2 separate regions of the Homo sapiens genome follow, and region 2 is linked to region 1. Evidence: chromatin contacts called from ENCODE Hi-C or POLR2A ChIA-PET data. All regions are on one chromosome and are shown on one strand. The core of a region is the stretch at or near the end of the contact, and the rest is flanking DNA. Distances in the headings are between cores, read along the strand shown.

Region 1 (5,398 bases), core at 2,744-5,243:
TCCAGCCTCCTCTTACAACTACTTACAATGCAAAAAGAATTACAGTGTAGGACTATGGAGCCTGCCTCTGGGGCAGGCTGCCTGGTGATACATTCAGCACTGCCACTTACTGCCTTGACCCAGGATGAGTTAATAGCTCACAGCCTCAGTTTACTCATCTGTCCAATTAGGATAGTAGTACTATCTCATAGGGTTTTTGTAAAGACTGAAGTTAATAAGTGCATAATCACATAGAGTTGCTCTTGGAAAATAGTAAGTGCCTGTGAATATTAAAAATTTCCTGGCCAGGTGCCGGGGCTCATGCCTGTAATCCCAGCACTTTGGGAGGCCAAGGCAGAAGAATTACTTGAGCCTAGGAGTTTTGAGACCAGCCTGGGCAACATAGGGAGACCCTGTGTCTACAAAAAAAATTTAAAAAATTATCTGGGCATGGTGGCATACACCTGTAGTCCCAGCTACTCAGGTGGATGAGGTGGGAGGATTGCTCAAGCCCAGGAGGCCGATCACACCACTACACTGCAGCCTGGGCAACAGAGCAAGACCCTGTCTCAAATAAAATAAAATAAAAGTTTCCTTAGAAAGAAAGCTTCAGGAGGTTAGGGATCTTTATTTCCTGATGTTTCCCAAATGCCTAGAACCATGCCTGGCACATAGCAGTGCTCAGTAAATATCAGTGAATGAATCCATCTCCTTATCCAATGCTGAACTTCAGGCTTCCATGTTTATCCCACTCTTAGTCCCTTTTTTTTTTTTTTTTTTTTTTTTTTTTTTTACAGAGAAAAGGGGTCTGTTTGCTCTTTGTGTTCTTTGTGTTCATAGTGTTTCCAAGCCCCAGGCCATTCAGAGCTTTTGTCTCCAGTGCCCCACACATTCAAGAAAGACTTGAATTGCCTCTCAGGTCTGAACCTGTTTTGTGCAGGGTGTCCAAGCTGGAGTGCAATGGACCGGTCTTGACTCACTGCAACCTCCCACTCCCGGCTTCAAGCGATTCTCCTGTCTCAGCCTCCCAAGTAGCTGAGATTACAGACGTTCGCCACCAAGCCTGGCTAATTTTTGTATTTTCAGTAGAGATAGGGTTTCACCATGTTGGTCAGGCTGATCTCGAACTCCTTACCTCAGGCAATCCGACTGCCTCAGCCTCCCAGAGTGCTGGGATTACAGGCGTGAGCCACCGCGCCCAGCCAAGATACATTGTTGCAGAGTGTAAAACCAGATCTTGTTGACCTGGCATTTAGACCTTCCAAAATCTGATTTCCACCTGTGTTTCTAGGCATGTGACCCACTGCACACTACACAGCCCCCACAGGGACCATTTCTCCTACCCTGAGCAAGCCATTCCTCCAAGACACACTTCTTTGCAACTCCTGCCCGTTGAAAGATTACTCATTCTACCAAGCCAGGCTTAAATGCTGCCTACTCTCTGAAGCTGTCTCTGATATTCCACCAGAGTTCGTCTCTCATCTGCACATCTACTAATTCTCTGTTCTCAACTCCTGTTCAGAAGACCTTGTAATCAAGTTCATTGTTTGCACATCTGTCCCTTTACTAAGGTGGAACTCCTTAAGGACAAGGGACCATATCTTCAGCAGCTCTGAATAGCATTGGTGCTTCATGCAGGGCCTTGCCTATAAATACAACTTCAACAGGTGGGAGTTGTTGGTGGGTTCCCACCTGCAAGCATAAGTCAGCAGGCTTCACAGTGAGTGGCCTAACATAGGTGTGGATCAGAAGGAAATGAAAGCTTCATTCTAGCTTCCCCAATACTACTTGTCTCTTACCATTCCGTTGTCTTGAGTATTCTTTGGGGAACCTGCTGATATAGGAGGAACAGTGGCTTCAATCTGAAGGACTGTGCCAGCTTAGGGTGAGTATGACTCAGTCTGGAAGCAGAAGCAGAAGGGAATATGGTTTTGTGGATGAACGTGGGAGACAGCATGGCATGAGGTTAGTGCTCTGAGGTCTGGTGCATCTGGCTTCCTGTCTAGGCTCTGCTGCTGACTGGCTGGATGACCTTTAGCGTATTCTTCATGCTTTGATGCCTGTTTCCCCATCAGTATACTATAGACAATGTTGGGACCTCCCCTAACCCCTGCCACTAGGGGCATAATGAAGAGGAAGCCAAGGGGTGTGCATATGACCCCACCACCAGTCTGCAGGGAATGCCACAAAGATGCTAGCCTTTGCAAATTCTGGTGCAGTGTTACGAGGAGACAAAGTTCACAAACATTACCTTGCCCCTGGGTACCACGTGACTTTTGTCTCCCTATATCTCCTGCACAATTGCAAGGATTAAACATGCTAATATGTATAACGGACTTAGCACCCTGCTCTCCAATAATGGCTTAATAATGCTCTGGTTTCTCTTCAGATCATATAAATCTTTCACCTTTTACCAATAATGGCTTAATACACCTTTTACCAATAATGGCTTAATACACATAAGCAAAAAGACTCAGTTAATATAGGCTATAAGTTGGAATCAATAATCCATGAAAGAAACCCTGGATAGGGTTTTTAGGACACAGGCACTGCTATACCCTAATAGAATGGATCAACTTTCATTCAGTTAAAAAAAAATCTACTTCTTTTTTATGCCACAAAGTGCCACCTTAAATTTATCTTAGTGATTGAATGTCATACCCAAAAGAATCAAAAGCACTGGAGCAGTTGATCTGGTAGAAACTTCAGCATGTGTTTGTTCATTCCACAAAGGTTTACTAAACCCTTGCTTTGTGACAGGCACTGTATACCAGTTGGCCTTCTCTCTACATTATGCTGTTGCAACAGGCAACCCCAGTAATGGTTTCTTTCTTGCTACTGGAGCTCTGTTCTAGGTGTCTTCATTCCTGGACCCAGGCTGCAGGATCAGCCCCTATATGGAACATGCCATTCTTATGACAGAGAGAAAGGGGTACTAGGAGAACCATATAGTGGCTCTTAAAGTCATGCTTGGATGTGGCACGTGTAGCTTATATTCCATTGGCCAAGGCAAGTCACATGGCCAAGCCTGGCACCAATGGGGTAGGGGAGTATCCTCCTCCCATAGAGCAGCACTGCAGATCTCTTGACAATGAGTGAGGATATATAATCCTCCCACAGGGAAGGCAGAAAGGATTTGGGGGCAATAATACTGTCTGCCACATGCTGTCATGAATGCTATCTAGTTTTAGTCTCTTGATAACTCTGTGAGGTAGGTATTATTATCCTCATTTTACAGAGTGGAAAATTGAGGTTTGGTGTGGCTAACCAACTTGCCCAAGATGTAGCCAGTAATAAGCACAGCTGCCTGAATCGAAGCCAGTACCAATGGTATATAGCCAGCCTTGGGCTTCTTGAGGACTCATTTTCATATAGATGTTGTCATTCAGTAAACATTGATAAAGCATCTACTATGTGCCTGGCGCTGTGCTGGGCATTGGAAACACAGTGATGTGCAAGACAGACACTCTTCCTACTCTCATGGAGTTTAGAGTCCAAAGGAAGAGAGAGGCAGACAGGACACATGTAAAGTATGACTGGTATGTGCTTCTATGAGGGAGATGCAGACTAAAGCAAGAGTCCATGGAGAGAGCATGCAACCAGACTCAGAGCATAAGAAATGGACATGTCTCTGATGACTGCACAGAATGTAAGAGCTGGAGGACTGGGTCACATGGCTGTTGTCAAGGCCCTGCCTGGCAGGGTGAGTGCCAAGGGCAGTTTCTGATTCAGAATTCTAAAGGGCACTCACAAGAGTTCAATGCCGATGGGCATATGCCCAGCCTGTTGCTAACGGGACTGGACAAACCAGTGGCTGTGTGGCAGGAACCTACCATGTGCTTCCGACTAGTGAGTCTGACCCAAAGCCCTTTTCAGGCTTCTTCTGGGAGTGTTGCCTCTGCCTTACCTACACTCAGAGCCATGCATGCTGAAAAAAAAAACCCAAAGACCCAGAGATGTCAACAACAACCTGAGAGAGAAAGAGAAACCCAGATTTGATCTGATTTTGAATCGGCAGAGTGACACATGTTGCTTAGACTGCCAACGCACGCCACTCTCACTTCCCTGAATGGTTTCCATTTTAGTGGCATTGTAATAAAAAGAAGAAGGAAAAAAATCCCCTGCAATGGTTTACAAAGTGTACCGCAATAGTAAGAAATACCATTTTCTCATCACTGCTGCTGCAGCACCAGAGTATGGGGCCCAGCACTAGGCCTGTCTTTGCAAGCAGGACTAATTACATAGTAAGTGATTGCCCCTCAAACAGAGATGGCATGTGTGCTGGGAAATAGGTCACTTCTTAATGAGGTGAAGCTCCAGCAAGAAGCAAGCACAGATGCAGACTATTCCTCTTGGGATGCAAAAGGCATCTGAAAGGTGAGCACATATGTCCCATAGGGGAGCCTCTGGCCAAATGTCACATCTCCAGGGAAATGTCTTTGAAACAGATGACTCTACTTTCAGCTTGGTTATGGACACACACAACCTTGAAAGTTTCAGAAAATATCACAAAGCCAAATATATATGTATCTGCACGTGCACACACACACACACACACACACGTTTGTGTATATTAGGATTCTTAAGAAAAGCAGAACCAATAAGATGTATGTAGACATATGGAAAAATATTATGAGGGATTGGCTCACTCAATTATGGCGGTTGAGAAGCCCCACGATCTACTATCTACAAGCTGGAGGCCCAGGAAAGCCAATGATGTAATTCCAGTCCAACCCAGAAGGCCAGAAACCAGGGGAGTCAGTGGCACAAGTCCCAATCCAGGTCCAATGGTCCAAGAACCAGGGGCACCAGAAGACGGACATCCCAGGTTAAGCGGAGAGAGAAAGTTCACCCTTCCTCCACTTTTGTGTTCTATTCTGGCCTTCAACAAATTGGATGATTGCCCACCCACACTGGTGAAGGCCATCTTTTTACTCAGTCTACCAATTCAATGCTAATCTCTTTTGGAAACACCTTCACAGACATACCAAGAAATAATGTTTTACCATCTATCTAGCCATTCCTTGGCTCAGTCAAATTGATACATAAAATTAACCATCACAGTAGGTATATGTATCTTCTTACCCTTGATTGTATTTGAAAACTACACATGGACACTACTGGGCTTTGAGTGTCGACTTGCTTTAAAAATAGTCTTGGAGCTTGGAAAGGAGCCCTTCTTGGAGAGACAAGCAAACTGACTCAGCCCGAGGGTTATGGGCAGAGAACCTGCAAAAATTGTGGTTCACAGCCACCATCATACATTCCTTGCTAACTCTGACACAAATGGTAAAATGATGAAGAGCTACACATTGCTGGGGAACCACGGGGCCTGTGCATTCAGGGTCAGCCGGTGGGGAGGAGGAAGAGCAGATTAAGCAAGTATGTCCCATGCCCCATGCCTCAATAATCAGGATAA
Region 2 (5,409 bases), core at 1,791-4,290, 1.9 Mb after region 1:
CAGTGTTAGTGGTCTGAAATGGGTTGCAGTACAGCCAGAACTAAACGTGACTTCTCCGGAGAAACTGGCTTTGAGCCAAGAATAGATTACAGTTAGTGGTACTGTAGGGTTTCATCTTACCTCATTTTTAATTTCCTTACTGTTCTGATTTTAATAGCTAATTGTATTGCTTATACCATTTATCTATATAATCTGTATATCTGTAAACTCAGTGTACTCCCTTAATTGGAGACCTTCCAGTTTTCTTGAGATGAAAGTATTCTTTTTATCACTTTGCTTTAGTAGTCCACCTGTAGTTTCTTAGGATAACTTAATATTCTTTGATTTTTGTACTTAGCTTTACAGCAGCTTTGTATTAAATTGCTTGAGACTGCTTTTGAAAGGGCATTTTGGTGGTAACAGATCACTTGTGAGAAGAATGTGTCTTTAAGCTTCTACCCACTTGACTTTCAGTACAGTTTAGTTTTCCCTTTGCGGTCTCTATTCACTTGCCTCAATTTTTACCCTATTGCCTCAGTTTTTCCATAGCTGTTTTTGCTACTGGGAGAGTCGTCCCTCTTAATTTTTTTGGACAGGGTAGCTCAAATAATCAGAAGGAAGATGATATGCGCACTACACTTCTTATGGTGACTGGTTTTCATGCTCTTATTTCTTTTCTTTTAGCCTTTATTTTTCTCGGTAGCACCAATGAAAAGAATAGAGAAGACACAGATGTGATAGCCTTAATGCAGCACTTATTAAGTAGGTAGACATGAGTATCATTCAGTTGTATTTTTAGTGTTTTTATATTATTGCTTTGGAGTTTTGGAGTTTAGAAGCCAATTTTGGAGTATTGGAAGCTGTTTTGAAGCAAAAAAATTATATGTTCTAGTTTGTGTGTGTTTATATGCTTAATAATTTTAGATATTTGAATTAAATACATGTGTTAACTTCAATCAAATATATAATTTTTAAATAAGATATAATTGTATATACTTGTTTTTTCAAACTAAAAAATGGTAAAACTTAGCCTTTTGTAATTGAGAAAGATATAAATAAAATTAATTGTAAAATAAGCTTTGCAGTAAGAAAAATGGGAGATTTTCAAGCTCCATAAAAGTAAATGCAAAGGAGAATTAATGTTTACGAATGAAAGAAATTTTCTATTGATTATGAATGAATCTTAGAGCATAGCTTAGAGTCATATGCATTATCATTGTGAAACTTAATCTCACATTTCAGTTTTTTAACCATCCTCTTTCACTTTCCCCATTCAACCACTCTTAAAATTGGTCATGGAATTTTTACGTTGTAGTGCTTGTGAGATGATAGTCATGGGGTTTAAATGCTTGAGGAAGTCAGTGAGGGGTTTAGTTGTAGAAAGAATGGTTTTTTGTGTTCGTTTTTGTTTTTAAGACAGTATCTTGCTTTGTCACCTAGGCTGGAGCATAGTGGCACAGTCGTGGCTCACTGCAGCCTCAGCCTCCCAGGCTCAACCAGTCCTCCCACCTCACCCTCCCTGGTAGCTGGGACTATGGGCATGTGCTACCACACCTGGCTGATTTTTGTATTTTTTGTAGAGGGTGTTGCCATGTTGCCGGGGCTGGTCTTGAACTCTTGGGCTCAAGCAATCCCCCCACCTCAGCCTCCCAAAGTGCTGGGATTACAGACATGAGCCACCATGCCCTACTGAAAGAATTTTAAAAAGTAACCCCAGGGTTATATGTATCCATTGATTACGAGCATTTCTAATGACCCCATAACTGATTTCTTGTGAATGAAGATTTTGGCCAGGCGTGGTGGCTTGTGCTTGTAATCCTAGCACTTTGGGAGGCTGAGGCGGGAGGATTGCTTGAGGCCAGGTGTTCAAGACCAGCCTGGGCAACACAGTGAGACCCCCACCTTCAAAAAAATAAAAATTAAAAAATTGAAATAAAAAATTGTTTTGGAAATTACAGTTTAGAATGATCTCAAGAGCTCTTGTTTTCACTTAGAGTAGTAGCTCTTTTTCCATTTAGTTATATCATTTAAGTGGGTTGAGGAGAAAGCTATTTTGACATTCATTGTAAGATGAAGAATAGCATCTGCAGATTATTTTATTCTTTGTTAGTACAGAATTTTATTTTCTAATTATAAACTTATATTTAGCTGTATAAATAGAAAGTTTGGAAAGCAGAGGAGAAGTGCAAAGTACCTGCAATCTAAGGGAAATATTTGATTTCACAGCATTTTATTTACTTGGTGAAAACCAAATACAATGGCAAATGTTCCACAGGAGACTAAAGTTAAACCACTGAAATCACGCATATCTGAGCATGAACAGACAAGGCATTTGTGTCACCAAGAAGTCAAGGAGACCCAAAATAAACATTTACGTGACTGCCAGGCGCAGTGCCCTTTCATATTTGCATTTTGCCTGGTGTGAACATCGTTTTACCAGAGTATGGAAATGTTTTCATTTTGGACATAACTTTCTCTTCTAATATTCGATTGGGACTATCATAGGCCATTTGGGGGAAAATAATAAAACATATCTTCAAGTTTTAAAATTTTACTTAATTTTGGACATGTGCAAGAAAATTTACTGCTACTGGTACTTGCTCTGAATTTCTAGGTTTCAATTTTGGTGAGACTAGACTAGTTGCTCTGAAAGATCTCTGCGCTGTATTCATCTTACAAGTCTACTTTTATACTGATACTCATTCCTTGGGAAGACATAAAAGAATGAAAAGGTGATGCAGTTCATTTTCCACAGCATTGAACACTCATTTGTCACCAGCGTAGAAGGGATTTGGGGAGAGATTAAGCAGTAGCAGTAATAGTCAATAATCTGCGTCTAAAGTGGCTTGCTGGCTTTACTTCAGTAAATTCTGGCCATGTGAAGAATACCTAAATCAACTATCAGAGTTCTTAACAGTGAACCTGTCATAACTATGATTTTTTTTTCTTTTTTGCAATTATAGAATTGATTTTTTTTTTCCTTTTGAGGCAGAGTCTTGCTCTGTCACCTGTGCTGGAGTACAATGCCACAATCTCGGCTCACTGCCACTTCCGCCTCCCGGGTTCAAGCAATTCTCCCGTGTCAGCCTCCCGAGAAGTTGGGATTACAGGCGCATGCCACTACCGCTGGCTAATTTTTATATTTTTAGTAGAGAGAGGATTTCATCATGTTGGCCAGGCTGGTCTTGAACTCCTGACCTCAGTTGATTCCCCTGCCTCCGCCTCTTAAAGTGCTGGGATTGCAGGTGTGAGCCACCGTGCCTGGCCTGATTTAACAATTTTAATACAGGGATTCTTAGCAAATAAAATATCTCATCAAATTGTGAAGACACAGAGCTGATAGCTGAAAAATGATTCCTGGTTAAAATCTGATACTTTAGAAAATACTTGGAATGCTGCCTCCAATTTGGTGTAATTTCCAATATCAAAAACAAATGAATCTTATGTATTTGAGTCTGAACTTTTTTTTGGATAATATGAATATGAGTCTCATTTACACTCTGGCTAATCAGAAAGTATTTGTTTTTAATTAAAAATTATGTTTAAGCAGTGTAATCAATAAAAATTAAAACTTCAAGGCCGGGGGCGGTGGCTCACGCCTGTAATCCCAGCACTTTGGGAGGCCGAGGCGGGCGGATCACGAGGTCAGGAGATCGAGACCACGGTGAAACCCCGTCTCTACTAAAAATACAAAAAAAAAATTAGCTGGGCGCAGTGGCGGGTGCCTGTAGTCCCAGCTACTCGGGAGGCTGAGGCAGGAGAATGGCGTGAACCTGGAAGGCGGAGCTTGCAGTGAGCGGAGATCGCGCCACAGCACTCCCGCCTGGGCGACAGAACGAGACTCCGTCTCAAAAAAAAAAAACAAAAAACAAAAAAACAAAAAAAAACACTTCAAACCTTGCATCTGAATAAAGGCAGACTGTACCTCCCTTACTTATAACCTCCCTACTTAACACTAGTATAGCATTTTTCTTCCCATTGAGTATATTTCTAGTACTATATTTTTACAAAGTTTTCTCTTGCTGGGGAAAATAAAAGCTAAGATTAGTTTTTTATTGTACTTTATGGAATTGCATTACTTATAAACATTTCCTTTCATCATATGTACTCATACTCACAAAATAGCATTAAAAAAGCATTAAAGGCTGGGCATAGTGGCTCATGCCTGTAATACCAGTACTTTGGAAGGCTGAGGTGGGCAGATCACTTGAGCCCAAGCATTCAAGACCAGCTCGTCGTCTGTACTAAAAATACAAAAATTAGCCAGGTGTGGTGGTGCACACCTATAGTCCCAGCTACTCGGGAGGCTGAGGTGGGAGGATTGCTTGAGCCTGGGAAGTTGAGGCTATAGTGAGCCAAGATCACGCCACTGCACTCCAGCCTGGGTGACAGTGAAAGACCCTGTCTCAAAAAAAACCATTAAAGATACTATGCTGGCTGGGCACAGTGGCTCACACCTGTAATCCCAGCACTCTGGGAGGCCGAGGCAGGCAGATCACGAGGTCAGGAGATTGAGACCATCCTGGCTAGCACAGTGAAACTCCGTCTCTACTAAAGAAAAATACAAAAAATTAGCCGGGCGTGGTGGCGGATGCCTGTAGTCCCAGCTACTCGGGAGGCTGAGGCAGGAGAATGGCGTGAACCCTGGAGGCCAAGCTTGCAGTGAGCTGAGATAGCGCCACTGCACTCCAGCCTGGGTGACAGAGCGAGACTCCATCTCAAAAAAAAAAAAAAAAAAGAAACTATGCTATGTTTGGAAAAACAAGGAACTCTTTAGAGCAAGCCTGGCTGAGCAGCCTCCTATAGTAGGAAAGCTCGTTGTTACTTTTGCCGTTTGAAAAGTCACTTAACCTCTCTAATCATTATTGTGAAGGTCATTGCCTTTTTGGTGGCTCAGCCAAATATTGTTTTGAGAGTCTGGATGGGAGGCTGACTGACACTTTCTGTGACTTAGAGTCAGCTCTTAAGGAAATCTCAGGAGGGTGGTAGAAGTAGGGCCCTTTCCATTTTCAGATTTTTATCTGGTCTCTGGAGACCAGGTAACTGTCAAGTTGGTTTCAGTACCTCTTGAGTGGCAATTTTCGTCAGTCATCATTAGAGGTAGATATTGGATAGAATATATAATAACAGCAGTATGTAGGTAGAAAGTATGAGGAAAATATACATTGTTTTCCTCATCGACTTAATTATTAAGAAAACATGTTTTTCATTTGACAAAAAATCTTATTAGCTAACCTTCTTCATTAACCTTAGTCTTGGTTCTTTTGTGATCAACTGCAAATTTCTTTTATTTTTATTTTCCCCGAGACGGAGTTTCACTCTTGTTGCCCAGGCTGGAGTACAGTGGCGCAATCTCGGCTCACTGCGACCTCCCTCTGCCTCCCAGGTTCAGGCGATTCTCCTGCCTCAGCTTCCCAAGTAGCTGTGATT

The links. Hi-C counts contacts between places; a loop is a spot of excess contacts on that map. ChIA-PET counts read pairs that join two places held with the same protein, here RNA polymerase II (POLR2A). Pooled maps may share reads with other maps.
Region 2: a loop to region 1 is called in a pooled map, with 7 times the contacts of the local background. The contact joins two enhancer-like sites. A Hi-C loop is called at or near these places in 1 of 37 single-sample maps with no recorded cell type and 5 of 50 pooled maps. POLR2A ChIA-PET finds 5 or more read pairs at or near these places in 1 of 52 experiments (OCI-LY7).

Annotation. Positions count from the first base shown.
Region 1 is chr9:109,970,543-109,975,940 of GRCh38, forward strand. The region is part of intron 6 of PALM2AKAP2 (PALM2 and AKAP2 fusion); the gene reads left to right. Among named protein-coding and RNA genes, the nearest start is that of PALM2AKAP2, 190 kb to the left of the region's middle. RefSeq lists enhancers at 1,730-1,939, 3,841-4,220, 5,391-5,398. Within about 2 kb of position 3,994, at least 9 of the 41 ENCODE cell types and tissues checked have a DNase peak (open chromatin) inside an H3K27ac peak, as active enhancers do.
Region 2 is chr9:111,915,096-111,920,504 of GRCh38, forward strand. All of the region lies in intron 2 of UGCG (UDP-glucose ceramide glucosyltransferase), which reads left to right. Among named protein-coding and RNA genes, the nearest start is that of MIR4668, 14 kb to the right of the region's middle. Within about 2 kb of position 3,041, at least 2 of the 41 ENCODE cell types and tissues checked have a DNase peak (open chromatin) inside an H3K27ac peak, as active enhancers do.